Linked DNA regions of Homo sapiens: region 1 is linked to region 2. A link is a loop called in an ENCODE intact Hi-C map of the cell type or tissue named here. Cell type or tissue: ovary. All regions are shown on one strand. Each heading gives the region's core, and the rest is flanking DNA. Links, peaks and the distances in the headings are about the cores only. Region 1 holds the start of ISLR (immunoglobulin superfamily containing leucine rich repeat). Region 2 overlaps LOC105370893 (a long non-coding RNA gene).

What was found. Peaks named below come from ENCODE experiments on the same cell type or tissue, not always from the same donor. Only the 100,000 strongest peaks of a DNase experiment are listed, where the experiment ranks them.
Region 1: a loop joins it to region 2, with 3 times the contacts of the local background. A loop is called at or near these places in 5 of 110 quality-filtered maps.

The regions. Positions count from the first base shown.
Region 1 is chr15:74,163,034-74,178,800 of GRCh38, forward strand. It overlaps ISLR (immunoglobulin superfamily containing leucine rich repeat), which reads left to right and starts at 10,677. Exons shown (of 2, transcript NM_005545.4): 1 at 10,677-10,986; 2 at 11,818-13,838. The coding sequence starts at 11,826. The coding sequence ends at 13,112. RefSeq lists enhancers at 5,182-5,361, 9,422-10,410, 10,411-11,398, 11,399-12,387, 13,495-14,011. In ovary, for the core only: no CTCF peak of the experiment used is centred there; DNase peaks (open chromatin) are centred at 7,648 and 8,398; H3K27ac peaks cover 2,500 bases.
Region 2 is chr15:74,217,100-74,232,866 of GRCh38, forward strand. It overlaps LOC105370893 (a long non-coding RNA gene), which reads right to left. Exons shown (of 4, transcript XR_932459.3): 3 at 14,939-15,151; 4 at 14,494-14,751. It also overlaps a transcript of CCDC33 not described here. Among named protein-coding and RNA genes, the nearest start is that of CCDC33, 11 kb to the right of the region's middle. RefSeq lists a silencer at 1,478-1,687 and enhancers at 6,287-7,024, 7,025-7,762, 14,927-15,767. In ovary, for the core only: no CTCF peak of the experiment used is centred there; no DNase peak of the experiment used is centred there.

The DNA of each region.
Region 1 (15,767 bases), core at 6,344-8,843, 54 kb before region 2:
AGTTTCTAATCTGTCTTATCTTTGCCAGATGTTGGATTCATAAGCCTTGCTCTTATCCTGACCTGTCACATCAAAGCCCCTGTACTGGCTCTTGATATCCACAAAAGAAGAGCCAACAGGAAACTGGCCCCAGCTCCCTTCCTATATCCCAGCTCCCATTGGCCCTCTGGAGGGCTCTTGATTTTGGTCAAAGTCTATCTGCATGTTTGTTGTTGTTTTTTGTTTGTTTGTTTGTTTGTTTTTTGAGACGGAATCTCGCCCCGATGCCCAGCTGGATTGCAATGGCACGATCTTGGCTCACAGCAACCTCCACCTCCCAGGTTCAAGCGATTCTTCTGCCTCAGCCTCCTGTGTAGCTAGGATTACAGGTGCAACCACACCCTGCTAACTTTTTGTATCTTTAGTAGAGACGGGGTTTCACCATGTTGGCTAGGCTGGTCTTGAACTCCCGACCTCATGATCCGCCCATCTCGGCCTCCCAAAGTGCTGGGATTACAGGCATGAGCCACTGCGCCCAGCTGCCTTCATGTTTTTAAAACTGCCCTTTCCTGCTGAAACCGAACCTATCCTGTCTGCATGGCCTCTCAAAAGAACGAAAGAACCAGGGCTTCGGGATCAGAGAGATGTGGGTTCAAACTCTAGTCACCTATTTCCTAACCAAGGGGACATTGAAAAATTCCTTAACCTGAGTCTCAGTGCTCTTTTCTCTAGATGGGCAATAAAAAGTACCTACCTTTACTTGGGAGGCTGAGACAGGAGGATCCTTTGGGTCCAGGAAGTTGAGGCTGCAGTGAGCTATGAAGCACCACTATGCTCCAACCCGAGTGACAAAGGGAGACCTCATCTCTAAAACAAAACAAAACAAAAAAGTACCTACCCTGGGTTTGTGTAAGGAGATGGTATGTATAAAGGGGGCCTGGCATATACTAACAATGTAGGAATTTAAAACATAGTAGATATGATTTTTGGTAATTCCTGCCTAAAGAAAAAAAGGCTAAAAATAAGGGTATAATTAATTAATTGTTTTCTAATTCTTTCCCAGCCGTAACACTGAAGGTTGCTTCCCTAGGGAGGGAATTACCTGGGTAGAGATTAAGTGTGGGTGCTGCTGCCCCCAGCCTAATGGGTCACATGCCCTAAAGAGAAGCTGGTCAGTCACAATGCTCCCTCCAGCTCCTCTCTACCTTGGGATAGAGGCCTCATGGGTTAAAAGACCAACCAAACAACAACAGGACACAATAGAGAAAATAGCCAGTGAGGGAGAACTTTTTCATCCTTTCCCACAGACATATGGGATCATTTCATGTGTGAACATCATGAAGGAGGAAGACAAAGACAAACAGAAAGTGGTCCTCCTAACTGGGTGCTCCCTGAGGGAGAGGCATGAGCCTGATGATGATTGGAGATTGCTATGGTTTGTATAATAGTGTCTCCTCTGAAATTCATGTTGAAACAGAATGCCCCATGCAACAGTATTAAGAAGTGTGGTCTTGAGGTCGTGATTGAGTCACGAGGGCTCCATAATCATAAACGGATAGGGTTAGGGGGTTAGGGCTCTTATAAAAAGACTTGACAGGCCAGGTGTGGTGGCTCACGCCTGTAATCCCAGCACTTTGGGAGGCCGGGGCAGGTGGATCACCTGAGGTCAGGAGTTTGAGACCAGCCTGGCCAACATGGTGAAACCGTCTTTACTAAAAATACAAAAATTAGCCGGGCATGGTGGCAAATGCCTGTAATTCCGGCTACTTGGGAGGCTGAGGCAGGAGAATCACTTGAACCCAGGAGGCAGAGGTTGCAGTGAGCAGAAATCATGCCACTGAACTCCAGCCTGGGCAACAAGAGTGAAACACCATCTCAAAAAAAAAAAAAAAAAAAAAGACTTGACAGATGGAGTTCACTCTTTTACTGCCCTTCCATCCCTTCTGCTACTTGAGACCATGGCATTCCTTCCCTCTGGAGGATGCAGCAACAAGGTGCCATCTTGGAAGCAGGGAACAGCCCTCAGCAGACATAACCAAACCTGCTGGTGCCTTGCTCTTGGACTTTCCAGCCTCCAGAACTGCGAGAAAATTAATTTCTCTTTTTTATAAATGACCCAATCTCAGGTATTTTGTTATAGCAACAAAAATGAACTAAGACAGAGTTGCTCCAAGAAGAAGACGCTTAAAACCTTTCCAAAGCAAATGGGTCTCCTTGGAGTAGAAAGCTCCCCAACATCAATGAGATTCTAGAGGGAACATTATGATCACATATCAGGGAAGAGAGTGAAGCTTCAAATGGGCTCTGATTAGATGCTCTCTAAAGCCCAGCTTCATTCTGGGTTCTGCAACTGAAGAGGCTTTAGGGTTAAAAGGGCTTCCAGTTGCTTGAAAAGCAAAAATAAAAAGAAGAAGCTCATATGTCAATAAGGTAAGTCATTAAGAAAGTAGGTGCTTTTAATACCAGGTAATGTCAGCATAAGAATATGTATACAAAGGTGGGTTATTTTTAGTATTGGTTGAAGGCACATTATTCTTTTGACAATTAGAATAAAGAAAGCAATTAGAAACTCCAGGAAAATGAAAAGCTGTGCAGAAAAAGCTGTAGCCCAAATATAAAGCAAATGAAATGTGGCATGTCTTTGAGCAGCTGATGGAGCATAAGAAAATTGAATACATTTGACCTTGATGCTAAGGACCCCTTCTGAGCAGCCTGGGCATCATGACATTGGATCAGAAAGGAAAGAAATGTAATTCTTGGATATTCCTTGGCTCAGCGGTGACAGTGAACTGTACTCACACAGGCATGAGAATGTAATATTGGTTTATTGATTTTTTCAGAGTCAATTTATGGACAAAATGCAGCTGTTATAATAATGACTTCAGAATAGTATCTAAATGTTATCATCATTTAAAATGTAAAAGTAAGACTATTAAAGACTTGAGAGATAGAGGAGAGATAGAAGTCGGTTTCTTATTTTACATAGTGGGAAGTCATTCGATTGTATCTTCACTCTATGGAGTAGGATGTAGGTCTATTACTTAGAGCTCAAAGGTAACCAGTGGAAGAACCAAGAATATTTTAACTCGCAAAAACCAGGAGGAATGAAGAGTGATGAAAGGGAGCCATGCGTATGAACTAAAACCTTGTTTTTCCCAGCAGAGTGAATGAGTTTCCTAGGACTGCCATAACAAAGTATCAAAAACAGTGTGACTCGGCCGGGCGTGGTGGCTCACACCTGCAATCCCAGCATTTTGGGAGGCCAAGGCGGGCAAATCATCTGAGATCAGGAGTTCAAGACCAGCCTGGTCAATGTAGTGAAACCCTGTCTCCACTAAAAATACAAAAATTAGCCAGGCTTGGTGGCAGGAGCCTGTAATCCCAACTACTCAGGAGGCTGAGGCAGGAGAATCGCTTGAACTTGGGAGGTGGAGGTTGCGGTGAGCCACATCGCACCACTGTATTCCAGCCTGGGTGACAGAGCAAGACTTCATTAAAAATAAATAAATAAATAAATAAAAATAAAAAACAGTGTGACTCAAACAACAAAAATTTATCATCTCACAGTTCTGGAGGCTGAGGTTGAAATCAAGGTGTCAGCAGGGTTGGTTTCTGCAGGGGAGGATCTGTTCCAGGCCTCTCTACTAGGATCTGTTGCTTGCTGGCGATCTCTGGTGCTTGCAGATGCACGGCTCCACCAGCTGCTTTCATCTCCATTTTATGTTCTCCCTGTGTCTTCACCTTGTCTTCCTTCTGTATCCAAATTTCTCCTCTTTATGAGGACACCAAGAATTCTAAATTTTGAATTTGGCCTTCCACGTAGTTATTAAGACACATTTGTCATGGATTGGAGAACAGAACATATTAAATCTTTTGTAGAATTTATAACTTTAAAATATTTACACATATGGCCAGATGTGGTGTCTCATGCCTGTAATCCCAGCATTTTGGGAGGCCAAGGCAGACGGATCACCTGAGATCAGGAGTTCAAGTCCAGCCTGGCCAACATGGCCAAACCCCGTCTCTACAAAAATACAAAAATTAACCAGGCGTGGTGATGGGCACCTGTAATGCCAGCTACTTGGGAGGCTGAGGCAAGAGAATCACTTGAACCCAGGAGGCGGAGGTTGCAATGAGCCAAGATCATGCCACTGCATTCCAGCCTGGGCGACAGACCCAATCTCAGGTATTTTGTTATAGCAAGACAAGAGTGAGACTCTGTCTCAAAAAAAAAAAAAGAAAAGAAAAGAAAAGAAAATAGGCCAGGCGAAGTGGCTCACACCTGCAATCCCAGCACTTTGGGAGGCCGAGGCGGGTGGATCACATGAGGTCAGGAGTTTGAGGCCAGCCTGACCAACATGGAGAAACCCTGTCTCTACTAAAAATACAAAAATAGCTGGGCGTGGTGGTGCGTGCCTGTAATCCCAGCTGCTCAGGAGGCTGAGGAAGGAGAATCACCTGAACCTGGGAGGCAGAGGTTGCAGTGAGCCGAGATCGCACCATTGCACTCCAACCTGGGCAAGAAGAGTGAAACTCCATCTCAAAAATAAATAAATAAATAAATAAATAAAATATTTACACATATGGTATATGGGCCTCCAATTATTCTTTTGTCACAGGCCCTGCAAATGTTATGGGCAGGCCTGACGTGTGTAACCACAGCCGAAGAAGAACCAGAAACCATCAGTTGTTGCTCTGGAGAGTGCATAAGAGAAGGCGAGGGTGGGAGAAGGAGGATCGTAGTGTTTTGTTAGAGGCCTCTCTGTCAATGTGATGCTCTGTTTTGCCATTTGCATGCTTCACTTCAATAAAACTTATGAAAATTATCCAAGTTCTCACCTCCTCCCTTGAGTCTTCCTGATCCGCAGCTCTCACCTCTCTTCTCTCAGCTTCTACAACCCTCAGCAGCTGTGCCGCCTTCTGTCCTGCTTGGCCTGCTCTCCCAGAGGCCCCTGAAGACAATACCACCTCCCCAGGCCCACTGGCCACCTGTCTTCTTGTCTCCCCCGAGAGGTTCCCTGGGCTGAGGTCAGCACAGCCTGCTTGCCCTGCCTCCTCTTGGTCAGCATTCTCTGCCAGAGCTTCTCTCCTCCCTCCATCTCTAGCCTGGTGCTCCCACCTGTACCTCCTGGTAGCCCCTCAGGGTTGGGAGAAGGCCAAGCTCTGCCCACAGTCTCTGTCTGGTGGCTGGGGGTGGGTGGGGAGGTGTTGCATGGAACAGCGCTGCAGCCTCACCTCTTCGTGAGAAGCAGGTGTCTGCCAAGCCAGATGGGTTTCTGCTGTCAGTGAGAGGCTCCACCTTCCTCCTGACTGTCCCAGGCCTTTGCCACCACTGTTCTCTTTATGTCTCAGTCTCCCTCCCTCCCCCTTCCCTCACCCTCGCTTTCTGCTGGGTCCCCCCGTTTCTCCTTTTCTCTCTCTCTGCATTACCCTCCAAGCCCTTTACCCTCAATTCCATCTTCCCCTGGAGCAGAGGGATTATTGTGACTCCCCCATTCCAGACCCCAGATCCTGCTTCATCCTCAGGGTTAAACTAACCCTGCCCCACCCACTCAACCTGCACCCGCGTCTAATCCAGACCCTTCATGCTGACCCCTAACAAATGGCCCTTGGCCCATTCCTAGTGCCCCACAGCTAACAGAGGGTCGTGATCCTGACCCTATAGCACTGGTTCCAATCTAGAACTTTAAACTGAACACTCACTGTCATTCATAACACTCCCCAGTCCCACCCCTACCCTTTGGGAAGGGCTGGGGCTGAAAACTCGAGGTCTGTGATGTATCCTGGGGGTGCGGCCAAGTTCTGCATTCCTGGAAACTGGGACTGGCTTGGGGAAAAACAAAAATAATTCCTATGAAGTATGCTTCAATTGGTGCTACTGCTGAAAATAGTCCCTGAGGATGAACATGAAGGTCAGGAGAGAGCAGTGGGAATGGTGCCAGGAGAGGGGACCAGAAAAGTGGCTGGAGATGGCCCTGAGTGGAAGGGCAGTGACAGTCAGCAGGGAGGGCTTAGGAGGCCCTGGGCAGACGGAGGAGGGAGGAGAGAGGGGGGCAAAGGCTCCAGCTGGAAGGTCAAGGTTATTGTTCATTCATTCCTTTGTTCAGCAACTATTTGTTAAGCACCTACTAAGTGGCAGGCCCTTTGCTGGGCACTAGGGGGATAGCAGTGGACAGAACGAAGTACCCACCTGTGTGGAGCTCACATTCAGATTGCGGAGATAGACAGGAAACACACTAACAGAGATGTCAGGGGAGGGGAGGGAAGAAGGACAAGTAAGGCAAGGTGAGGAGACAGCAAGGGACAAAGACTGTTTATATAGAGTGGCCTGGGAAGGCCTTTCTGGGGAGCTGGCATTTGAACAAACCTCAAAAGACAAGAGGAAGGGAGCCCTGCAGGTGTGGACAGACTTTGTCCAGTTAGAGGAAATAGTAGGAGCAGCAGCCCCAAGGTGGGAGCAGGGCACACGTGGGGCTGCACACAGTGAGCAGGGCCAGAGCAAAGGGGGGTGAGGCCAGGGAAAGTGGCCAGGTTGCCCACCAAGGCTCACCTGGGTTCCTAGGTCAGAGATCCTGAGAAGAGGGGAGAAGCCCTCATGCCCAAGTGGTGGGAAGGGGTGGAGGAGAATGGGGAGGAAATGGGAGTGAGGCCACCCCAGGTAAGGTCAGCTGCAACCTCTGGGCTAGGGTGACGCCAGAAGAGAAGATAGGGCCTGCAGTGCCTCTCCCCCATCCACAGCCCTGGGTGCACATGCCACGAGCTCCTGCTCACTCCACCTCACATCCCCACACTTGTGCATGAACAACACACACACATGGAGAATAGTCACAGGCTCACCTTTCACATGCATGCACACAGAAATTGTGCATGAACACACGCATGCACACGGGCCCCTTGTGTTAGTGTAGACATTTTTGAGAATTCTAAACAGGCAGAATATAGGGGCCAAAGGACTTTAGACCAACTCTCACGTATGACAGAGGCACTAAGGCCTAGAAAAAGGAAGCCTCATAATTTGGTGACCTAGGCAGATCACTCTATGTCCCCCCATGCATGTGCATGTTGTGTGTGTGTGCGCGCGCACACACACACACACACACATGCACGCACGCAGTCCCACCAGCTGTCCAAAGCTCCTTCCATAACCCTATCTTCTCAACAGCCTCTCTCTCCCAGGACACCCACAGGCTTAACCAAGTCCCACCAGGAGTGCCCCGAGTTTCCTCCCAGCTATTCCAGCAGGCTGCTGGGGGGAATACAGTGTCGGGACCAAGATAGACTCTGCCCCTCTTGGTGGGATGGCTACAGCCCACAACCACAGCTGACCACAGCAGCCCCCGACTGCCTCTCTCCTCTCAGAGCCTGTTTCCGGGTTCAGACCTTCTTCCTCCATCTCTCTTTCTGGGTCTTTCTCCCTTGCTTCCTTTCTCTACCTCCAGAAAGGAGGCTGTGATTCTCTGTTTTTCCCTCTCTTTCCTGGTGTCTCTCTCATTTCTCTGTTTCTCTCCAGTTTTCTGTCTCTGCTGGGCTTGTCCCTCTCGCTCCATCTTCTCATCAGGATCTTTTTTTTTGCCTTCCAGGAAAAGCTGACGTGGTGCCCCTGGTCAGTGGGAGTGAGGCCTTCTGGGGTGGGGGAGTCCTGGTTGAGCAGCCACAGCTGGGGTGCGGCTGGCGCCCTGGCTAGGGGCAGCAGGAGCAGGAGCAGAGCGAGAGGCAGCGGAATGGGAGGAGAGAGGGCTGGACCTCTGCAGGCAGGAAGGGGAGCAGGGGGAAAGAAAAACTGTGGGAGGGAGTGAGCCCCCCTCCCCTGCTAGGGTGACCAACTGTACTGGTTTGCTGAGACTGTCTCGATTTTAGCATGGAAAGTCCCATGTCCCAGAAAACCCATCAGTTCCAGGTGAACCAGGACTGTTGGCTGGTCACCCTACAAGCTGCCAGGGACCCACAGGAGACAGGGCCAGGACTCACAGGAGGGGCTCCCAAGCTTGGCCTCCTAGTTCTGGGGACAGTCAGGGCCGCACATACTCACCAAGGGTCCCCATCTCAGGCCTGAGCCCAATTTAGAGGAGGCCAGGAGAGGGGAGATGGCAGCCCAGACAGCCCACAGGAAGCTCCCAGCCTGAAAAGATCAGGGAGCCCGACTTCTGACTTGTCTCCCTGCCTGCTGGCATGATCTCCTGTGAGGTGGGCTTTACAGAAAGAACTTGAGCTCTGACAGCAAGAGAAGAGCAGAGGGGCAACCCAGGAGGTCATACGCCCCATCCTCAGAGGCCTGCACAACTGCTCCTGGGCTCTGCTGAGGAGCAGGCCCACCTGTCCCACTGTGAGACACCTTGGAGAGTCAATAGTCCTTGGCTGAGATCCTGGCGGCCTTATTGTCCTTCCTGGTGGAAGCGGGTATGGCCACACCTTGCAGGCAGTGGCAGGACCTGAGCAGACCAGGAAGATACATCAGTGACCAGCACGCACAGTCTCATTTCTGCCCAGGTGGGCTGGTCCCTCCCACTTTTCCCGCCCTCAGCCCCCCACATCTGTTTTGAGGTGGGAGTCTGAGCTTAGTGTTTGGCTGTCATTAAGGTCTTAGGTAGGGAATGAGGGGACAGACTCCCTGCCCCCAGAAGGCTGCTGACATACTCACCCACCCAACAGAGCATGGGTCTCCTACACTGTATGAAATATTCTCTAAAATGTCTTGGGCATGCCCCTTCCCTAGCCTGGGCCCAAAGGCCCTATCTGTAAGTTGATGAGGAGATGAAGTGGGTGAGCTCTAAAATGCTTCCTTCTGATGACCACCCAACTTGTCCATCATGCCATGAAGGGGGCGCTTACAGAGTGTCTTCCCTGTGCTGGAGATCAATAGCACCTGGGAAGTTAAGGCCTCTGCCCTCAGTGGGCTTCCTCTCTAGTAAGGGGTCGCACATTAAGCACGCATGAATAAATAATCACAGCTTATAGGAGGAGCTATGAAGAAAAGTCAGGAATGTCTGAGAGAACAGTCACTGGGAACTGAGGGCTGAGGAGGTGCTTGTACTCTGACCCTGATGTGCTTGCAAGGAGGGAGGTGGGGTGGGAACTATGAGCTCCTCAGAGCACCCTGGAGGTAAAGCTGGTGGCACAGACTTTGTGCAGGTGAGGGTGTGTGTATGGGCTGTGCAGAACATAGTGAAGCCCCCTCCACCAGGAAGCCCTCCCTGACTGACACTGAGGTCACTGAGTCTCCCCTCTGGTTTACTGAACCCTGGATGTGTTTCTTGCAGCCTCTGGTTGGCCCACCAAATTCAGGACTTTCCTAGAAATTCTCCAGCACAGTCAGGATGATGCAAGAGAGGGCTTCCTCTGCAGGGGAAAGAGAGGGTGCTCTCCATTGGACCATAATAATATCCTCAGCATCAGACTCGGGTGTTTTGCAGGCAGCATGCTGGGGACTTCTGTGGCCTTGCTTGGTGACAGGGAATGGGGTGTGATGAGCTGGGGCAGGCTTCCTGGGGATGCTTTCAGCCAAAGATGAGCCCTGTCTGCCCTTGGCCCTGCTGAGAGGGTAAGTTGAGTCATGAGCAGAATTCAACCAGTTATCAGATGGAAGGCCAAGGAAGCTTGGGGAGGGCTACTGAGGGGATACGGTAGGCTTGTCTGTGGAGAGCAAAATTCTTCAGTCTACAAAGTTCTTTTCTGGGCTCCTTCATCTTTCGGTTTCTCTTCCAGCTCCCTCGTTTTGGGCCTCTTTTGTTTCCCCATTCCCCTCCCCTGGGCCTTCCCGTTTGGAAAAGGGGTCACATATCCTCACCCTGGAGGCGTCTGCCCCTTCCACACAGTTGGTGTTGGAACAGTGGAGCTCAGAGAGGCCGATGCTGACCGCGTAGATGTCCAGCACCAACAGTGGGATTTTGGGCCCTGTGGGGGACACAGAGAGAACTCTCCGGGAGTGCGGCCCCTTGGCCTCCCCTCTGGGTGCCCAGTGGGCAGTGGGCCTGGGTGGCTCAGAATCCCAGCCAGGAGCACTGAAGGTCAACAGGCTCCCGCCCTGAGTTTTCTGAGCCAGGCCTCCCTGTTTCCTCCCCAGCCAGTGGGGAGCGCAGTGAGGGGCGGGGCCTGGAGTCTTGGGAGCTCCCTGGACAACAACATGCATTTAGCGCAGCTCAGTCTCAGAGCCAGCAGGATATGTTTTCTTAAAAAAAAAAAAAATGCCTAACATCTTGGCTTTCACCGAAGGGTTGGTATCTGCTTTGTACACTTTGGCCTTCTTGGCTTTTCACTGAAACACACACACATGGATGCACACTCACTTCCACACACAAACCCACACCAAGACAGACACACACACACACTCACACACAAACTCATGTACATGGTTTCATACCCACATCCATGCAAACACACATACAAATCCAGAAATACGCACCCTCACACCCACAAACTTGTACACACACACACACGTATACACACCAACACACATACAACCCTGGCTTGGACAAAAGCTTCCCGTTTTTTCTTGTTTGAAGTGGAAATCTCCCACCTTCCATGAGATTCAATTTCTCGCCCTTCCCCCGCTAAAATCCTCCTGGCCCCATCATTTCTTGGGTCCTTTCCAGACAGTGCTGTGTCTTTAAGGAAGTTGAAGCTGCTAAAAGTGAGTGAGAGAGAGAGAAAAAACACAACCCAAAAAAATTTGGCATCTCTTCCCCCCTCAAGTTTCTGGTGTCACTTATGAAACACAGGTCCTTGTTGCTGCAGAGAAGCAGTTGTTTTGCTGGAAGGAGGGAGTGCGCGGGCTGCCCCGGGCTCCTCCCTGCCGCCTCCTCTCAGTGGATGGTTCCAGGCACCCTGTCTGGGGCAGGGAGGGCACAGGCCTGCACATCGAAGGTGGGGTGGGACCAGGCTGCCCCTCGCCCCAGCATCCAAGTCCTCCCTTGGGCGCCCGTGGCCCTGCAGACTCTCAGGGCTAAGGTCCTCTGTTGCTTTTTGGTTCCACCTTAGAAGAGGCTCCGCTTGACTAAGAGTAGCTTGAAGGTAAGCCAGTGGGGAGGAGGGCTCCAGGGCCAGCGGCGGGAGCGGGAGGCCTGTTGGACATAGGGGCTGGTTCCCTCTTGGTCCATCCCTGCTGGTCTGAGGTGCGTGGGACAATCCCTAGCTTGGAGCCGTCCAGGGGGCATCTGCTTCTTCCACAACCCACAACTGAGGCCCCAGAAATCCCAGCTGCGTTTGGGCTGAGCCTCTGGCCTCACCCAAGTCAGCTGAGAGGTCCTGGCGGGGGTTTATTTAGGCAGCTGCCTGGCTAAGTTTGAACAGAACAGGCCACGGGTGTGATTCCACAGAAAAGGCCTGGTGTCTGCTGCGGTCATGGCCGGAGGAGCGGGAGAGGGCGGGTGGAGTGGATGGGGGTGGTGTGCACTGCACAAGGGGCCTCGTCTGGGCCAAGGCAAAGCATACCTATGGGGGGCTCCGGTGGGAGGGACTGCGGCCAGGATGTGGGAGGGCAGGGGGAGGTTCTGCAAAGTGCTGGGGGAGGGGGGTGGCTGGAAAACAGATTTCAAGTCATAAAGTCAGCTAGGAACAGGCCGAGGCAGGGAGAACTCTCCACTCGGAGGAGGAGCTGGGGTCCTCTTCCATCCCGTCTTCATCCTGCCTGGCTGCGTGACCTCGGGCAAGTCTCCGCCCTTCTCTTGGCCTCAGTTTCTCCTTCCGTAGGATGGGGGCGGTGGGCTAGGTGGTGTTGGGATTTAGCTGGGTTATGTGGGACAGGGCCTCCTGATGGGAAAGAGCTCTGGCTGGGCTTGTGGGAGGAATGAGTCCCTTTGGCAGGTTCTCGGGATCCCCTGGGTGACATGCCTTTCTCTGCAGGAGGCACCATGCAGGAGCTGCATCTGCTCTGGTGGGCGCTTCTCCTGGGCCTGGCTCAGGCCTGCCCTGAGCCCTGCGACTGTGGGGAAAAGTATGGCTTCCAGATCGCCGACTGTGCCTACCGCGACCTAGAATCCGTGCCGCCTGGCTTCCCGGCCAATGTGACTACACTGAGCCTGTCAGCCAACCGGCTGCCAGGCTTGCCGGAGGGTGCCTTCAGGGAGGTGCCCCTGCTGCAGTCGCTGTGGCTGGCACACAATGAGATCCGCACGGTGGCCGCCGGAGCCCTGGCCTCTCTGAGCCATCTCAAGAGCCTGGACCTCAGCCACAATCTCATCTCTGACTTTGCCTGGAGCGACCTGCACAACCTCAGTGCCCTCCAATTGCTCAAGATGGACAGCAACGAGCTGACCTTCATCCCCCGCGACGCCTTCCGCAGCCTCCGTGCTCTGCGCTCGCTGCAACTCAACCACAACCGCTTGCACACATTGGCCGAGGGCACCTTCACCCCGCTCACCGCGCTGTCCCACCTGCAGATCAACGAGAACCCCTTCGACTGCACCTGCGGCATCGTGTGGCTCAAGACATGGGCCCTGACCACGGCCGTGTCCATCCCGGAGCAGGACAACATCGCCTGCACCTCACCCCATGTGCTCAAGGGTACGCCGCTGAGCCGCCTGCCGCCACTGCCATGCTCGGCGCCCTCAGTGCAGCTCAGCTACCAACCCAGCCAGGATGGTGCCGAGCTGCGGCCTGGTTTTGTGCTGGCACTGCACTGTGATGTGGACGGGCAGCCGGCCCCTCAGCTTCACTGGCACATCCAGATACCCAGTGGCATTGTGGAGATCACCAGCCCCAACGTGGGCACTGATGGGCGTGCCCTGCCTGGCACCCCTGTGGCCAGCTCCCAGCCGCGCTTCCAGGCCTTTGCCAATGGCAGCCTGCTTATCCCCGACTTTGGCAAGCTGGAGGAAGGCACCTACAGCTGCCTGGCCACCAATGAGCTGGGCAGTGCTGAGAGCTCAGTGGACGTGGCACTGGCCACGCCCGGTGAGGGTGGTGAGGACACACTGGGGCGCAGGTTCCATGGCAAAGCGGTTGAGGGAAAGGGCTGCTATACGGTTGACAACGAGGTGCAGCCATCAGGGCCGGAGGACAATGTGGTCATCATCTACCTCAGCCGTGCTGGGAACCCTGAGGCTGCAGTCGCAGAAGGGGTCCCTGGGCAGCTGCCCCCAGGCCTGCTCCTGCTGGGCCAAAGCCTCCTCCTCTTCTTCTTCCTCACCTCCTTCTAGCCCCACCCAGGGCTTCCCTAACTCCTCCCCTTGCCCCTACCAATGCCCCTTTAAGTGCTGCAGGGGTCTGGGGTTGGCAACTCCTGAGGCCTGCATGGGTGACTTCACATTTTCCTACCTCTCCTTCTAATCTCTTCTAGAGCACCTGCTATCCCCAACTTCTAGACCTGCTCCAAACTAGTGACTAGGATAGAATTTGATCCCCTAACTCACTGTCTGCGGTGCTCATTGCTGCTAACAGCATTGCCTGTGCTCTCCTCTCAGGGGCAGCATGCTAACGGGGCGACGTCCTAATCCAACTGGGAGAAGCCTCAGTGGTGGAATTCCAGGCACTGTGACTGTCAAGCTGGCAAGGGCCAGGATTGGGGGAATGGAGCTGGGGCTTAGCTGGGAGGTGGTCTGAAGCAGACAGGGAATGGGAGAGGAGGATGGGAAGTAGACAGTGGCTGGTATGGCTCTGAGGCTCCCTGGGGCCTGCTCAAGCTCCTCCTGCTCCTTGCTGTTTTCTGATGATTTGGGGGCTTGGGAGTCCCTTTGTCCTCATCTGAGACTGAAATGTGGGGATCCAGGATGGCCTTCCTTCCTCTTACCCTTCCTCCCTCAGCCTGCAACCTCTATCCTGGAACCTGTCCTCCCTTTCTCCCCAACTATGCATCTGTTGTCTGCTCCTCTGCAAAGGCCAGCCAGCTTGGGAGCAGCAGAGAAATAAACAGCATTTCTGATGCCCCTCCGTGTCTGCCTGGAATTTTGTCTGGATCTAGGAGCCTCTGCTGGGAGATAGGATCAGGAGCTGAAGAGTCAGGGCAGCCAGCCTGCCTGCCCACAGTGGCAGGGGCCTCTGAGACTCCAACAGACTGTGGAGGCACAGGAGTGCTGGCCCGATGCTGTGTCAGGGGCTGGGCCTTGCGGTGAGCTGAGCTGCAGATGTTCCCTTCCTCCAAACCATCCCACAGGACAGCTGGGGGCAGGAGCCTGGGGTGGCTGGCGACCCTGAGCAGCGCCTGATGTCAGCAGTGGCTTCAAGAGAGGCATTTTGGAAAGGCGCAAGGAAATGGAAGTGCCTGGGTGGTAGCTCCTCTTCCCTGTCCTGCTCCTGGAAGAGATGTTAGGAATGAAGAGGAAAGAGGGGACAGGTGGGGCAAGATGGAGGAGACAGATGAGGAGAAGGGGACACAGGACAGAGGAGGAGAAAGCCCCAGAGAGACTGGGAATAAGAGAACATATTTACATATTTGAGGGAGAAACCAGGGGGGAAACAAATCGTACTTATCTTTCTCCCAAAGAAGAAATGGTATTCCAAGAGGAAAGTCCAAATGAGGACTGCAGATTCCCTGTAGGAATCTTTCCCCACAGAGCAAGTGGATCAGTAACTGGCCTGGGCCGTGTGTGTGTGTGTGTGTGTGTGTGTGTGTGTGTGTGTACAGCAACCTGAGCGGTGCGTGTGTGTGTGTGTACAGCAACCTTCAGCCTCTCCAGTGCATGTGTGTGTGTGTGTGTACAGCAACCTTCAGCCTCTCCAGATGAGGAGCATAAGGATGAGGTCCTAACCTGGAGACTCTGCACAACCTCCTATCTGTGCCAGGTAGGATATATGTCTTCCTACTGCCTCTATCCCATCCCTTTCAAGATCGAGGATGCTGCATGCAGAGACAATGGCCTGGGGGAGAGGCTCTGTGGCCTTTCTCCAGAGCTCCCAGAACTGCTGAGCTCAGCAAAGTGGAGGCAGGATGCTAAGGAGTCTGGGGTAGCAGCTGTGAGCCTTGGCTGCTGGCCAGCCCCATTCCCTCCCTCCAGGTCCACATACAGCACCTCCCCCTGCCCACTCTCCCCTCATCAACTTGCAGCTCCTGCTGAGCTGATGTCACCAGCAGCATGTATCAAGAATGACTCCTAATCTAAAATAAAAGTTGAAAAAAATGACTCACGTCTGGTGGAAAACAGCAGGATGGAGCCAAATTCCATGCGCTAGGCCACCTTGGGTAAGTCATTGCCCACGTCTGGGCTTCAGTTGCCTCAAAAACCAAATGACATGGTAGGACTAGGTGCTACTTCATGGTCCAATAGACTCTGATTGCCTAAGGCTTGATATTCCCAGCCTGACTTGGACATCCCTGGCTCCATTCCTAGCTGAGTGGCTTGGCTTCTTGGAGTAGGACATGGACCTAAGACCTAACACAGGGAATGGCTGTGCCTTGAGTGGACTAGCTGCTCCCCTGCTTTAAGGTCTTCCGTGGTCCCCACTGCCCTCCAGGTAAAGCCTGAATTCCCCACTTAGAGCCTCTCTGACCTGCTCCTCCAACAAGCGCACCCTTCCTTCCTCTTCTTGGAACAGCTATTTAATTGTTCCCTTAATGTTCCATGGTGTGCCATCCTCTGCACCTTTGCTTATACTGTTCCCTCCGCCCAGGCACCCTTTCCCTGTTCTTCATTTGGCTAAGTCAGTCTTTGAGAGTGGGCTCTGGCATCACCACCTCCAGAAAGCCTTCCTGGATGTTCCCCCATCCCCAATGTGAACAGGCCCCCTTTCTCTGGGAACCTGGATTCTCCTCCCCTGAGACCCTGTTAGTTGCTGAAACAAGGTCAGGAAGCCTTTTTCAACGGGCTGCAGTGGGATCACAGTGTGCCCTCTTTGGCCTCCTCGGGGCAGCCTTGAAA
Region 2 (15,767 bases), core at 6,748-9,247:
TCCCTGGGTCAGGCCCAGCTTCCTGCCTTGTTACCTGGTTTCTCCTCAAACAAACAGAGGTGGGTGGGGAGTGTCCCTGAGCACCCAGCCTGCAGGCTTTCAGACTGGGTCCAGGCTGGGCTGTGGGTGAGAGGGTGCAGTGCTCAGCCTGGCAGTTGGTCTCTCAGTGGCCATGGCATTCAGGGGGCCTGAACCCTGGGTCTCTGCATCCCTGCTGAGACAGAGGCTGAAGGCCGAGGAGAAGACGCTGGATCTGGAGTTCGAAGTTTTGAGCGTGGGGTTTAATGAGGCGGGTAGATACGCCCTGAGACTGTCAGCAGAGAACCCCCTGCAGGTGGGCTCTGGGGCTGGGGTGCAGTTGCAAGTGAATGATGGGGACCCCTTCCCTGCCTGCTCTGCTATCACTGATGTCATTGAGCAGCAGGAGCCTGGCCAGAGCCTCACCCTCACCAGGAGCAAGTTTATCTTTACTTTGCCCAAAGGTATGAAGTAGGGGTGGGGTTTGGGGGAGAGAAAGACCCTGGAACTCCTGCCTGAGTCCCTTTCTGGGACCCCAGAGAGCCTCAGGAGAACTGGGAGGGTGGGGTCAGAGCTCCAGACTGCATCCCAAAGCTCTGCCGGTGTGACCTTGGGCAAATTCTGGGCCTTTGTAACCCGTGCCTCCTTCAGTGTGGCATGGGGACACTGGTGCCTGTCACGCAAGGTCAGGTGAGAAGGAAATAGAAGGGCAGATGAGAGATGGCTTTGTAAATGTAAAAGTGCTGAGCACACAGTGGGTTTGGGGGCCAGTCCTGAGCAGTGGACATTACACCGAGTAATATTATACTCAGCCCTGTGTGCCTGTCCCTGAGCCCCACTAGATTGTGGGTATGTTGGGGTGGACAGAAATGAGGGGACCTGGGCCCTGCCTTCTGGAACTTCCAGAGCAGGTGGAGAGGAAGGAACTCCAAGCAGAGAAAAGTAAAGTGAGCTGGAATGAGAAGGAAATCCATGCCTAGACTAAGGCCACCCTGGCAGGCTGCCTGGAGGAGGAGGGATGTGAGGGAACAGGGAAACCAAGTCCCAGACTTTAAATGGCTATAAATCAGGGGCAGGCTGAACTCTTCCCCAGTCTAGGAGTCTATGGTGGTGGCAGGACCTAGGATCATCCCACAGGCTAAGCCCTCCCTTCCTCACCCCTGCCCGGTGGGCTTGGATTGGGCATCAGCAAAGGGAGGGAGCCATGGGTGGGGCCTAGGAGGGAGTCGCCTACCAGGGAAATCTTAGCCAAGACTGCTTGGCTTTGACTCAAAGTCTGGGCAGCCCAGGTTTCCCCAGGGCCCTGCCTGTCCTCCTAGTCACCTGGCAGATGCAGAGAAACCTGAGACCATCTCTGAGCCCTGTGTTCCCTCATCCAGGTTTCTGCAAGAATGACGGGCAGCATGATGCTCAGCTGCATGTGGAGGCACTGAGGCTGGACGAACCCTTGGGACGGGCAGCCCAGCGGGTGGGTGAGGCCATCTTCCCCATCTACCCGAGGCCAGACCAACCCCGCATGAACCCAAAGGCTCAGGATCACGAGGACCTGTACCGCTACTGTGGCAACCTGGCTCTGCTCCGGGCTAGCACGGACCCCACAGCCCGACACTGTGGGAGCCTGGCCTACAGTGTGGCCTTCCACGTCCACCGGGGCCCTCAGCCTCCAGTCTCAGACAGCCCTCCCAGGGCTGGCCAGCCAGAACTGATGTCACCATGCCCAGAGCCCCAGCTCCCCATACTGCAGGTGGGTGCTTCCCTGGTCCCAGTTCAGGTTCTGGGCTCACCGGGTACAAGACCCAGCCTCCGTGATAAGCCAGGCTACCCCCTGTCCTGAGCTGAGCTGAGCAGAGCAGCAGAGCTCCCAAGGCTGCCATGTTCAGTCTGAGGAACGTGCAGTCTGAGGATGGACATGGGAGTCCCAGTTACAATGGGCAGACAGAAAATGGGGCAAAGGCCACACAGAGCAGGGAGCCAACCAAGTGGGGTTTCTTTTGCCCTGTGGGTTAGTGTCCCCTGAGACCCTTCAGTTCCCAACCTCGTTCTCACCAGTTTTTGTGGGAGGCCCCGAGTGACCAGGGGACAGAAGCCTCCTCTGTGTGCCCACCCTCAAGCCCATCTAGCATCCACCCTGACCAGGAGGGGCTCAACCCCAACCCAGGACCCAGGTGAGAGAGTCTAGTCCTTATCCGAAATATAGGAGGCTTCTCCCCTATGACCATGTTCTGTGACCAGACAGCATGTCTAGTAGGCCTCACGCCAGCACAGATAGAAGCTGGTAGAGCAAGTAGTAGCCCATTTGACAGGTGGAGAAACAGGCCCAAGGTATGCTTGATGCCATTTAATGTCAACAACATTTCCTGGAAACCTTAGTGTATAATAGTGCACAGAATCCAAAAGTGACAGCACCTAAGCTCAGGGTGTCGCCTGGCTTGAAGACAGTTGGGTATAGTGAGGGTATCATCTATGGTCCTGTAGGGCATGCCTGGCAGGAGAGTTCTGGTGAGGGATTGTACATGTCAGATTTTGGTGACTAGGAACGGCTTCTTGGAAGAGGGTTTATTTGAGGTGAATCTTCCCATTCATTCCTTCATTTACCCTTTTATCCATTCATTCATCCATCAGACATTTGTTAAATGCTAACTCCGCCGACTGCCTGCCAAGTGGGTAAGACTTAGGGATAGCAATACTGGGCTTTGGGGAGGGTATTCCAGGAGGAGGGACCATGATACACTGGCTAAGAGGAAGGGAGAGGTTCCGCTGGCAGTAGAAGATGAGCAGAGATTGGAGCCAGAAGTTGACAACCAAAGGCTCTTGGCCCATCTGCGGTGCTTCTCTCCCTGCAGTGCATTGGTCTGGTGCTGAAGTGGAGCCCAGGTGGTGGACTGTCAGGCTGGGAGAGGGCCTGGGGATGGGAGAAAGTGGAGGGAGTCGAGGGCACCAGGAAGAGCAGAGGTGGATGTTCATTTCAGGAGGCAGTGGGGAACACCAGAGGGGTTTGTGCAGGGTTTGTGCGGGAGAAAGACCAGATCTGAGCTGTGGTTTAGGCCAAGTGATAGGGCAGCATGTACCAGGATAACTACGAGGATGACCAAGGACGCAGGGACCCAGGGACCAGCTTCTCTTGCCCAGTCACTCAGCCTGTTGACATGGCCCACTATGGCCTCTGTCCATTAATTCATTCATCAGTCAATCAACACATACTTTTGACCACTTCCTGCACACCCAGCTCTGTGCTGAGTGCTGATCTTGTAAAATAAAATGCATGTCACCTGCATTCCTAGGTGACATTCTGTTCCCTTAGACTGCAAGCTCCCTGACTTCAGGGCCTGGTGTCCTACAGTTTGTCACAGGACTAGGCACACAAAAGCTGTGAACTCGGAAGAAGCTGTCCCCTGCTCTCCAGGTCCCAGAGTGCCCTGGCCACCTGAGCCACAGGCCACGTGGACGATGCTCTTCAGGCTGCAGTTCTGAATGTGTGCGAGGGAGGGGAAAGGGGACTGGCGAGATGGCTGAGTCGAACTCGGCAGCTCTAATTTCTGTTATTTAAAGCCATCATCTCCCCACCATGCTCCCTCTTAAAGTGTCAGATGTCTGCTTCTGCCAAGACAAGAAAATGGCTTTCAAGGGAGAGGAAAATCGCTTCCCTGGGGGAGAGTGGGGGGAGAGTCAGCAATCATAACCCTGACGACAGGGCCAGGAAGCACAAGGGAGCAGACAATGAAGACAGGTCCTTCAGAGAATACAGGGGCTGTTTCAGCTCCAGATAACTTGCTCTAGCAGTTCAGGCTAAGGAAGGCAGGCACCTTTCTGGTGCTGCTACTTGGAGGCTCAAAGGCACAGCTGGAAGGACAGCAGCAAGAGTGGGCTGTCAGCGAGCAATATTCAGATCAAAGCTACGGATGGATTTCTGGCTCCAGATGCAAATGTCTAGGCTCAAAGTCACCTCTTCCAGGAAGCCTTCCCAGCATTGATTTTATCCCTCCCAAGTTATCCTCAGTCCTGACTGTGATCAGGCATTTCAACAATTGAATCTATTCAATTCAGAACTTGGTTGTAGGCTCACAAGTTGTTCTCCAGTTTGTGTAGTGTGTGGCACTGGTTTTTTTTTTTTTTTTTTTTTTTTTTTCACCAGAACTGATGATGGTCATGGGGGGCAGTGGAGCAGGGGCAGGAGAGCAGGATGAGCAGGAATGCAATAATCAAGATGATCCAGAATGAGAAGGAAGCGGAAGACAAGGCTCAGTGTGAGACCAGGGTCAGAGCTCAGCAAACTTCCACGACTGGCTTTGAATCAGAATCATTTTGCTTCTCAGCCACGGCCCCTGGGTTACACAGCCTTAAATGGCCCTGCCAATGCTGGTCACAGCATTCCCTAGTCCTGGAGACTCGGGAACTAAAACAATCAATTCCCCTGAGCAATAAAATTATGGACAGTGAACACCTTCGCTTCTCCAGTCCCCAAGCTTCCTGCTCTGTGTGGGTGGGGAGGTGATGGTGGGAGGGACTGTCCTCCATGAATATTTCCAGCATGCACAATCACAGCTCCAAGATAGAGGTCACTCCCTGAGCCCTTGACCCAAGGATGGGGATGCTGGGAGCATGCAGGCAGGGGCTGCAGAGGGAATTTACCCACCTAGAGGGCTAACTATTTCCAGGTTCCTGCCAGCCAGAGCAGCAGCCCTTCCCAGAGGCTCAGGGTGCTTCCTTTCTGGGTAGAGCTCCACTACACTCGTCCCACCCCCTCAGCGCTGCCTCCTGTCACCTCTTGGCAGGTTTGAGACCATAGAGCTATGCCTCTCCAGCTCCCAGAGCCTCTCCTTCCCCGGGGTAAGGGGGAGTTCATCAGACCAGATGAGGGTGGCCTGTTCGGTGCTGGACAGAGCACCCCGGGGTGAGGAAAGCAGCAAGGTGCAACCCAAAGCCGGCAAAAAGGCCATCAGATGTGACTCGGCTGGACATTTTTAGGGGAAAATGATGACTCTTGGAGGGCTGGAAAGGGCGGGGGAGACCACAACAGCTGTGGGCCTGGGGCTGGGCTCTCAGAGGCCACAACGCTTCTGGTACCTCACTGCCCTCTCCAAGAGATCCCTGAAAGTCTACTGACAGTCTCCCACTGGCATAGCTGTTCAAGAGGGAAACTGGAAATTCCCAGAGATATAATTTCTGGAAACGCAAATTTTAAGGTTCCTTGTTTGTAGCTCTGGGAGCCATCCTGGGGGCTCCCTCGCTAGAAGGCCGGGAACTCCCTCCCACACAGCTCTGAGCTCTGGAAGGAGAAGGAGGGGTGCACTGCTCCTCCCTCCCCCAGCATTTACCTCTTCCCAACAATCGCAGTTTTGTTTCATAGAAACGATTTCGTTTCCCAGGAGCCTTTTAAATGACACTTTCAAGGTTGTTTTTTTTTTCTTTTTCTTTTCTTTTTTTTTTTAATTCCTTCCGTTTAAAACACCTTTTTTTCCCCCAAGGGGAAAAAAAGGAGAAGAAAAGCTAATAAAGCAATCACCAAACGCCAAGCACCTGGCTCTAAGCCTGTGGATTCTGATTGTGAATTTGGCACCCACTGGCTAGGGGGCTTTCATTAAGGAGAAGTGGAGGGGAAAGGAGAGCGGCCACGGAGCTGTTGTGAACGGCTTTCCTAGCGTCCCCTCGGCCACCCCTACCCCCATCCCACCCCACTCCCCCGACCCCCGCCGCCTGCATGTCTCTGGTCCCAGTTCTAGTTGGAGCTCCAGGCCGGCGCTCTCCCAGCCCCAGGCATCCTCTTGCCTTTAAGGCCCAAGCACTCCGTCCTCACTCCCCCCGCCCCCATGGCCTGCTTTTAAATTCATTATGCCTTTTATTGCTCGCGATTGCATACACTATTTCTATTGCCCTGGAGACTGGAATGGTTCAAGCAGGGAGAGGCACATGATGTGGATTTCATTAACTTTACTCTTTACTGCCCGTTTAATCTCAGGGGTGCAGCACGGGGGTGTGAGTGGGGGCTGGCGTGGCTGGGGAACTGGGCACCTCTTCGTTCATGCCCCATCCCCTCAGTGCTGGACCCTTGGGTTAGCTGGTTTCCCTCATCTTCTGAAGCCTCCCCTTCTGCCACTCCCTCTGCTCTCCTGGTGAGGGGAGTTGTCACTGGCCCATTTCACAGGTGGGGAAAGAGAGGCTCTAGAAAGCAATGCTTGGGCTGCTACCAACAAAGTGGTGGGAGGTGGGGAAGGTGAGAACAGGTTAGATCAGGACTGCCAGCCCCTCCCAGGCTGATGTCCCAGCCCTTGGGTACTGGGGTTCCCCCTCCTCCTCCTTTCCTGCGCTTCACCAAACACAGAGGACTGGAGGCCAGTCAGCTCCTCCTTGCAAATGAGGCAGTTTTATGGGCTTTAGAAAAACACTCCAATTGTTCCCTCAATTACCCTGGAGCGGATTGAATATATTAATCTCTCTCTTAACTCGAGTTAGAGACTCTGCTGCCACCCCTCCCCCAGCCACCAGTGCCCCTCTACAGGCACGTGCCAGAGATTGACTCCCAGCCCCCACCCTCTGGGCCTCAGGCCCGAGCAGGTCAGCCCCGTCCAGGCAGCATGCTTCTGCTGAGGCTGTGCCCACCGCCAGCATACACACACACACACACACACACACACACACACACACACACACGCAAGCATGCACACACACACACACACACACAGCAGACAGCAGACAGCTGCTTTACATTTCTCCATCAATTTACATTGATTTTCTCCTCTGCCACTATTTGGAAGAGCCTTTTCCTTGAGTAAACACGATCATGGGGGCTCCCCCTTGAGTAGGGGGTGGGAAGGGGACTGCAGGCAGCTCCCCCTTCTCCTCCTTTGACAACTGCCTCCAGCTTAAACACACTCTGCCCCAGGCAGCTGAGCCCCGTTAAAAGCTACCTGAGGTTTCCCTTTGTAGCTCGATTTTCTTTTATTTCAGGGGAACAAAGGCACTGTCATGGCGTTCTCAGAGAATGCTGTCACCCACGCAGGGAGGGGTGCAGACCGGCACCATGGCGGAGAGAGAGGTGGGGCAGGCAGGTGCTGGCCCTGGGGAGGCTGGGGTGGGGGGCACTTCCAGCCCCCACTTCACCCCTGCACCTCCCACCCTGTCAGGGAGAGAGGCCAGGGGCTAAATACATCGTGATCACCCTGCAGGCAGCCTGCTGGCTCCCCTTCCTCCTCTGGGTGCGTTGAAACACTCTCCATTCATGGGGTCCCTGAAGGAGAGCCCAGAGGTCCTGGGCAGCATGGACGAGACTCAAAATTGCACAGTTTGAGGGAGTCCCATATTTGTGTCCTTGCCCAAGCCTGTCCCTCCACCCCTGTGCTTCCAGATTTCCATGTCATCTGTATATGCTTTTAGGGTCCTAACAGGGTCTGTGCCTGGAACTCAGCAGAGTAGAGGATGGGAGGGATTTGGGATTCAACCAGCTTAGGGTGAGAGGCAGGTGCATGGAAGTCAGGAGGACCTGGATGCTGATTGGGCTCTGGCATTGATTTAGCAGCGTTTGACCTGGTGCAGGTTATATAACTTCCCTCAGCCTCCACTTCCACGTCTGTAAAATGGGAGAGAGCAATTTCTGTGCCCTTTATTGCTGGCAAGATGAAATGAGCTAGTGTACAGTTAGCCTTGCCCTGCAGTAAGTGGTTAATAAATTCCTGCTGTTCTAGTAATGATTTGGGATGTCTGTATTGGGCAAAGAGGATGTGTCTGGGCCTTGGTTTCTGCACCTAGAAAATAGGATTGCTCCTTCTTGCCCAGCCAGTCTCCCAAGGGAGGGGTGTTAGGAGCTTGTGAGTCTCACTGTGTCTGGGCCCAGATTCCAGGTTGCAGGGTGGAGAAGGCCAGCCCAGCCTGGGTGCTAGTCTGGGAAGAGCCTCCATTAGCAGATTGTTGTAACCGAACACACCAGATGGCCCTGCTGTCCTCCTTCATCTCTGCCTTTCCTCACCCCAGCCAGGGGCTGACGCTGACTCACACCTCCTGGAGGCGTGTGTGTGTGTGTGTGTGTGTGTGTGTGTGTGTGTGTGACAGAGAATGATGTGGGGGGAGATGGAGAGGAAGGGGTTGCCTGCCTCTGATGTCTTCCCAACCAGACCAGCCCCAGCCCCAGTGAGCAGCTGATGGGCTCCAGGGAAGGGAAATGTGGTGGCCTTCTCATCTCCAGAAATTATCTTCACAGTGAAGGAAGCGGGCATAATGTGCAGGAAGGCCCAGTGACGATGGCCTTTTCTTAACCTTACACCCATGGAAAGCGGATGTGCCCCCAACTCCTGAACACCCTCCACCCACCCCCAACTCCATCCACCCTCATGGATGCTGCGACACACAAGGACACATACACATGCACACATACGTGAATATACACAGACCTCCAGCATCCTCAACATGCAGAGACCCCCCTACCCTCCACCTCCATCTCAATGATAGATTCACCCCGAGACACCAATGGACATGCCTGGGAAGCGCACATCCTCCCACACACAGACTCGCACCTCCCTGGATCTCCTGCGTCTCCCTGGTTCCATCTCTGTACAACAACCCCAAGTGCAGCACCAGGTGAGAAAGGGACTTGGGGACATGGCATATGTGATATATGAGGTGAGATTAAAACCCTGCGTGAAACCCATCTTTAATATACCTCTGACAGTGGATTAGGGTGGGGAGCAGCAGGGTAGGAAGGCTGACAGCACCCAGTGAGCCCACCCTGGCCCTGGTGAGGGGTAGGGCTGTTAGGCCAGCCCAGCCACCCCCAGCCTGGGTCCTGGGCTAGTTCTGCAGAGTCCTGGGGTCAGGAGCAGCTGAGGCCAGCAGGTACCAGGCCCCGTCCCAGGGAAGATGGAGAATGCGTGTGGGACGTCCTTCCTCCACCTGGACCTGACAGCCTGCCCTGGGCTCCAAAGGTCCAACCTCCCTCAGCCTGAGGTGATGATCATTCATTCATTCATTCATTCACTTTCCCAAGCAGTAAACTGGGTTGCTGTATGTCCAGCCTTCAGGGAGCTGCCAGGCTGGGCAGGGAGAGGAAATAGGAGGAGTTGAGGAACAATCACTTTCCAAGCCGATTGTGGAGGAAGTGGTGGGCATGAGCTGGGTGGTCGTCAAGGACTCAGTCTGTTGGAGGAAGACAGTTCTGCTGGCAGTCAGAAGACTTAGTTTAGAACCTCATTTCCCAGTTGCATATGAGCAGTTATGACTTGGAGCAGGTCCCTTACCTCCCTGGGCCTCAAATTCCTCATCTGTACGATGGACAGAGTCCTATCTACTAACAAGGAAGTTATGAGGCTCAAGTGAGGAAGAGATTGGGAAATTGCGTGGTGCTAACAACCCATCCCACAAATGTCAGGGAGACAGTTGCACCCTGCCTCTATGGTGGGGTGGGATTCCAGCAGAGAGTGGGGAGAATGGTTTTCAAGGGTGAGCCAGGCACGGTGGCTCTCGCCTGTAATCCCAGCACTTTGGGAGGTCAAGGCAGGCAGATCACAAGGTCAAGAGTTCCAGACCAGCCTGACCAACATGGTGAAACCCCGTCTCTACTGAAAAATACAAAAATTAGCCCGTCGTGGTGGCATGTGCCTGTAGTCCCAGCTACTCGGGAGGCTGAGGCAGGAGAATCGCTTGAACCTGGGAGGCAGAGGTTGCGGTGAGCCAAGATCACACCACTGCACTCTAGCTTGGGCAATAGAGCGAGACTCCATCTCAAAAAAAAAAAAAAAAGGTGGAGGACAGTGTGAGCAAAGGCGTGGAGGTATTCGAGGGACAAGCAAGTAGGGGGGAAACAGGAGGTGGAGAGAGCTGGTTCGTAGGATGGAGGTGGTAGGGAGTTGCAGGGGATGCCAATGGAATGCACAGGAGGTGCCATCTCTGAGTACTTCGAGCTCTGTACTATCCCCTCTGTACCAGAGGCTGCTCTGGGCCAGGCTGGCAGAGGTGGAACTTATATCACATTTGGCAGCCTGCAGAGCCCATTGGAGCATCATACTGGTCTTGGGAGGTAGGCAGGGTAACCTTGATAGAGCCCATTTTCTGAAGCAAGAAACTGAGCCCCTAGAGGAGATAGACAGCTTGCCCAAGGCAGTCAGTAGCAAGGTCAAGCTGGAATCCAGATCACCATATATTTTGGTCTTTCTGAGCCAGTAGTCAGCACACAGGTGGGAATGACTAACAGCATCCTTTCCCAGGGAGACTCACACTTTGCAAGCTGTTCCTTAGCCCATTTGCAAGCTGTTCCTCAGCCCATGCAGCACTAATGCTGGGCTTTCTGGGCACGTGAAAGGATCACGGGGAAGCACTTTGAGGGAGGAGATTTCTTCCTGGTGGCCCCAAATCACACCGAGTCCTGCCAAGACAGGTTACTTGGTATTACGCTGGCCCCAACAATGAGTGCTCATTTATTGCACTGAATGGTTTGGGAGCAAGGCTGGGGATGGAGTTGGGGCTGTCAGTGGCTCAGAGTCCCAGAGCAAACTCCCTGAACCACTGCTGTTGGCTAATGACACTTAGAAAAAAGTGTTGCATAAGTAGCCCTGGCCCATAATTAAGGCCTTTCCACCCTGTCTGAGAAGTGACAGTGAGTTACAGTCAAGAAGGTTCAGTAGACAAACTTTGGACTCAGGCTTGAGTTCAGGTTCCTGGTCTGCCTTGCAATAGGTGTTCCTGAGCAAGTCATTTTACTTCTCTGACTATTTTCTCATCTGTAAAAGGGGGATAATGATGTCTACTTGGCAATGTGGTTGTGACAATTAAATAACATTCTAGCCTCAGTGCAGTCCAAGAGGTCTCGGAGGAGAGGGGGTTCCAAAGACTTCCAGAACACAGGCAGCCTGGAAGCCACCCTGATTCACAGCCTTGGAGGCGGGGGTGGGGGGATGGGCCACCCATCTCCACCCCATTACCTCTGCAGAGAGGTGTTACTGATTCCTCCATGCAGGAAGCATTTGTTGAACCCTGATTCTATGCCAGGCCTGGCCTCTCAGAGCTCTTGGAAAGACAGGAGCACCACAGGGAGAGCACTGCAGTCCCTGGGTATAGAAGGGGAAGCAGCTGGACCCACCTTGTGGAGGCTGAAGGCGCAGTAGAGGGGTGGAAAGTATTTGATCAGGGCAGAAAGGCAGAGAGGAGAGTAGTGATGGGCTCTGGTTTCAATCCTTCTCTGCCCCCTCCAGCTGTGGGACTTCACCTCTCTGCACCTCCTTTCCTCATCTGTAAAATGAGGATGATAACAACACTCGCCAGCAGGACTGTTGAATTCAATGTGTAGTAAATTTAAAGACTATAGCCAATGCTCACAAAACGCTGGCCATTCTCGTGACGCCGAGTGAATGGCAGCTTGCCAGGTAGGCAAGGGTTGGACGGAAAAGCTTGAATAAAGACCCAGGGGCTGGAGAGACTGTGGCTTCTTTGGGGAACTTGGAAGCTCTCTGGGGAGCCAGTGATTGTGGGAGCAGTTGAGGGGCTGGGCCATGGGGCCCCCACTCCTTACCCCACCCGGAAGCCTGGTCTTGAGTCACTATTGGGCCAGTGGAGCTCACGGATGGGCATGGGAGCGAGGAGGTTGTAGACATTATTTTAATCTTCCTCTTAAAGCATAATTGCTTTTTGTCGGCGGGTGTTCCTGGAGACGCCTCCCCGTGGGATTGTTTTCCAGGCTCCTCTCTTCCAGGAGACAGGCAGGGGCCGGGCCAGCTCCACGCTGCATTAATACGCTGCAAATGCGATTTCATGGCCTCAAATGAGATTAGGGCCAGAGGCTCTGCTCTCTGGTAGAGATGGCGGGTGGTGTGAGCGAAGGGTGGCGGGCGCTGAGCAGGGAATCTGAGAGGGAGGGAGCCCGGGCTGACTTGGCCTGAGTGAGCAGTTTCCTGTAATTGGAGCCCCTCGGACTTGCTGGCGCATCCCGGCTGCAGAGCCAACCCTGAGGCCCTGTCCAGTGGGCGAGGTACCCAAGGCTGTCACCCCCACCCCCAGGCTCCCCACAAGCACCTCAGTAAGGAGAGTGCTGTGATTAAGGCCACAGTCTCTGCAGCTAGGTGGCCTAAGTCTGAAGCTTGCCTCCATTTTCTTATCTTTAAAATGGGGACAACAAGCTGGGGGCGGTGGCTCACGTCTGTAATCCCAGCACTTTGGGAGACCGAGGCAGGCAGAACACTTGAGGTCAGGAGTTCGAGACCAGCCTGGCCAACATGGTGAAACCCAGTCTCTACTAAAAATACAAAAATTAGCCAGGCGTAATGGCAGGCACCTGTAATCCCAGCTACTTGGGAGGCCAAGGCGGGGGAATCGCTTGAACTTGGGAAGCGGAGGTTGCAGTGAGCCAAGATCCCACCACTGCACTCCAGCCTGGGTGACAATTGAGACACCGTCTCAAAAAAATAGAAATAAAAATAAAATAAAGTGGGGACAATAGTAGCACCTACCTCATATGTCATTGTGAGGACTGAGTTAACGTATGTAAAACACACAGAATATTGCTCACTGTTAGCTATTATTATGAGGTTCCTATACACACCCGTGCATGCCCTAGCAAGGCGAGAAGGCACTGGGGGCTTGGACTGTGGAGAGGGAGGGTTTGGGGGAGCAGGCATCACTGTCCCAGGCTGAAGTAGCAGGAAGGAGGAAGATACTTGACACAAATGTCATCCCTCACTCATACATCAAGCACCCATCTGGTGCCAATTCTGCACCAGGCAACATGCTGGGCCCTGGGGACATGGTCCCCGCCCTTGGGGAAGATAGATCCTGTCCCAGAGAAGCCCACAGTGGATCATGAGCCAGGGCAGGGGAGGCCCATGGGCTGTGGATCTGATGTCCCTGAGGTCGGGTGGGGGAAGGTTGCAGCGAATCTTTGTGCAGGTTGTGCACAATTCAATTGTGTCTTGAATTATTCAGGCTGGCTGGGGAAGAGGGATGGCCCAGGCACATGGAACAGTAAAGGTGAAGGCCTGAAGGCTGGAGAGACCACTGCTCCTTCACAGGGACCACAGGCATGTCATGAGTGTGGGTGTGAGGGCCTGGGGTGAGCAGACCAGGAGGCTGGCAGGGGTCCCCTGCAGTGATGGGGTCCTACTAAGGTGTTTTTTGAAGCAGAGGAGGGCCTTGGTCAGATTTGGAGGTTGGAAGAGTTGGGGTGAGGGGACACAGGTTTGCTGGAAACAGGTTGAGCCTATTGTCCCCACCCCAAGGCCTCTCTGCCCTCTGAGTAGACCCCCCACCCAACCTTGGCAGAGCACTGCTTCTGCCCCTCCTGATGGAAGGAAATGGCAGGCAGCTTCATTGCTCACTCCTTTATTCAGTCCCTTGTTACACGAGTTATTGATTTTTCAAAAGAAAAATGCCCAAAAGCAACGTTGCATCTTTAGCAAAGTGATTTATGACATGATGGAGGGAGCTGGGCCGCCCCAAATGAGAGCTGTGGTTGCCAAATGCCAAGAGGAATCCTTCAACATGGCAATCCATAAACGTGCCTGCTAAGCAAATGGAAGCCGCGTTGTCCAACAACGAGAACATCACACTCTACTCGTCACCCCCAAGTCTCCTGTTGCCAAAGCTTGGGCCAGAGGTGCTCCATCTTGGCATACATTGGTGTAAGTGTGAGGGAAAGCTCACTGTGGGGCTGCCTACCATGTGAAGGCATCCATTCTCTTATCTAATCCTCGCCACCACCCTGCACAGAGCCTGCTGGTAGACCTGCTCTGCAGATGAGGAATGGGAGGCTCTGAGGGATCAGGGGGTTTGCCCAAACCCTCACTCCGGTGCCTGGCAGAACCAGGGTTAGAGCCAGGCCTGACAGATTCCAAGTCATCATGCTTTTTTTCTTTGCTGCCAAATCTTTTTGCCTATTTGGTGGTGACCAGAGCCCACAAGAACTAGGTGCAGCAAGAGAGGGTCAGGACTATCACAAAGTCTGCTCTGAGACAAAACACAGATACACAAGGGTTTAGCCCAGTAGCCGTTTACTGAGCTGATAGAAGTCACCTCTGCACGGCAAGCAACCAGGGAAAGGTCAGAAGGGCAGGCCCCCAGAGCCTCCAGGATCCCACCCTGGCCCACTCAGCAAGCAGACCCTAAAGACAGCAGCCTGCATCTAACAGGCTTAGCTGGAAATGGGAGCGAGCTACATTAGTGATAGAGTCACAGTCTGGGGTGTTATGACCCCACCAGCCCTCATAATCAAACAGCCCTGCAGCCCCTCTGTGCTGGATAGAAGTGATGTCCTCCAGGCCCCCTGGCTCTGCCCTTGCTTATGGGGGCCGGCCAGCCATGCCCAGCTGAGCCTCTGGGGCACACCACCTCAATCTCCTTTGACACCAGTGTCTGCAGGCTGCACTGCCGCAGAGCCATTGGTCTGGCCTCATTCAAAAGGCCAGGTGTTTTCATCTCTGGTCTTGAATTTTTCATGCTGCCCCAGTTTCTGGAGAGAGGAAAGGAGAGCTGCGACTCCTTTCCCAGAGTGAAAGGAAAAGGCAGCGTGGTTTGGTGGTAATGATCTCGGACTTTGGAGCCAGCAGGCCTGGAGTCAAATCCCAGCTGTGCCGCCTCAAAGCCGTGTGACCTTGGGCAAGTCCATTCCCTCAGAGCATTTGTGTCCTCACCTTAAAAATGGACTCTGGCCAGGTGCGGTGGTTCACGCCTGTAATCCCAGCAATTTGGGAGGCTGAGGCGGGTGGATCACTTGAGGTCAGGAGTTCGAGACCAGCCTGATCAACATGGGAAACCTTGTCTCTACTGAAAATACAAAAAATTAGCCGGGCGTGGTGGCATGCCTATAATCCCAGCTATTGGGGAGGCTGAGGCAGGAGAATCACTTGAACCCAGGAGGCGGAGGTTGCAGTTAGCTGAGATTATGCCACTGCACTCCAGCCTGGGAGACAGAATGAGACCCTGTCTCAAAAAGAAAAAAGAAAAGACTCACAGCAATAACTCCGGGAGCGTAAATGTGAGGATGAAATGACATGGCGCAGGTCAACTCTTGGCATGAGACCTGGCACACAGTAAGTGCTCACTAAAAGTTGGGGGTGTGAAGGGGCTGGTGGTGACGATGACAGCAGTAATACCAGGACATCAGGCGGGGCGAGAGATTGGGCCATGGAGAGGGGCTCACACAGCAGGTATATCAGCCAGGGTCCTGCCAGGAAAAAGAAGGCATTCAAATTCAGGAGCTTGAGGGGAGTTTAATAAAGGGACTATTTACAATACTGAGGGTGGGGTTTAGGAAAAACAAGAGGGAGACTACAGCGCCTTGGGGGCTGGAACCTGTGAGAAGCCTTCCCTGACTCCTAGGTTTGAAGAGACAAGAGGGAACAATGACCATAACCTGGAAAGGCACTTGTATGGAGAGAGTTGGCTGCCAGGCAGAGTCCAGGAAAGTGTGCCTCTCTCCCAGAGCCCCCACACTTGGCCTTCTCTTTTCCTGACTCTTGCCCCTTCCCCCATATCTCCCTATCACTCTTTCTCCATTGCTTTTGGGCAGCTGAGTTGGATGAGGTGGGAAATGTAGGCAGTGTGATTTTATAGCAAATGGCAGCTCATAGCTGTGTGATCTTGGGCAAAATGTTAACCCTCTCTGAGCTTTGGTTCCCGTCCTTATCCAGTGGGAGAATCAGGACTGCTCTGAGGGCCGAATGAGACCATGAAGGTAAAGCTCTTAACGCGGACAGTGAAGTCCCCCAGACGTGCTTGCTTTTTTCCCTGCTAACCAACTTTGGACTTGGTGAGTTCTCCCCCACTGGAATGGGCCAGAG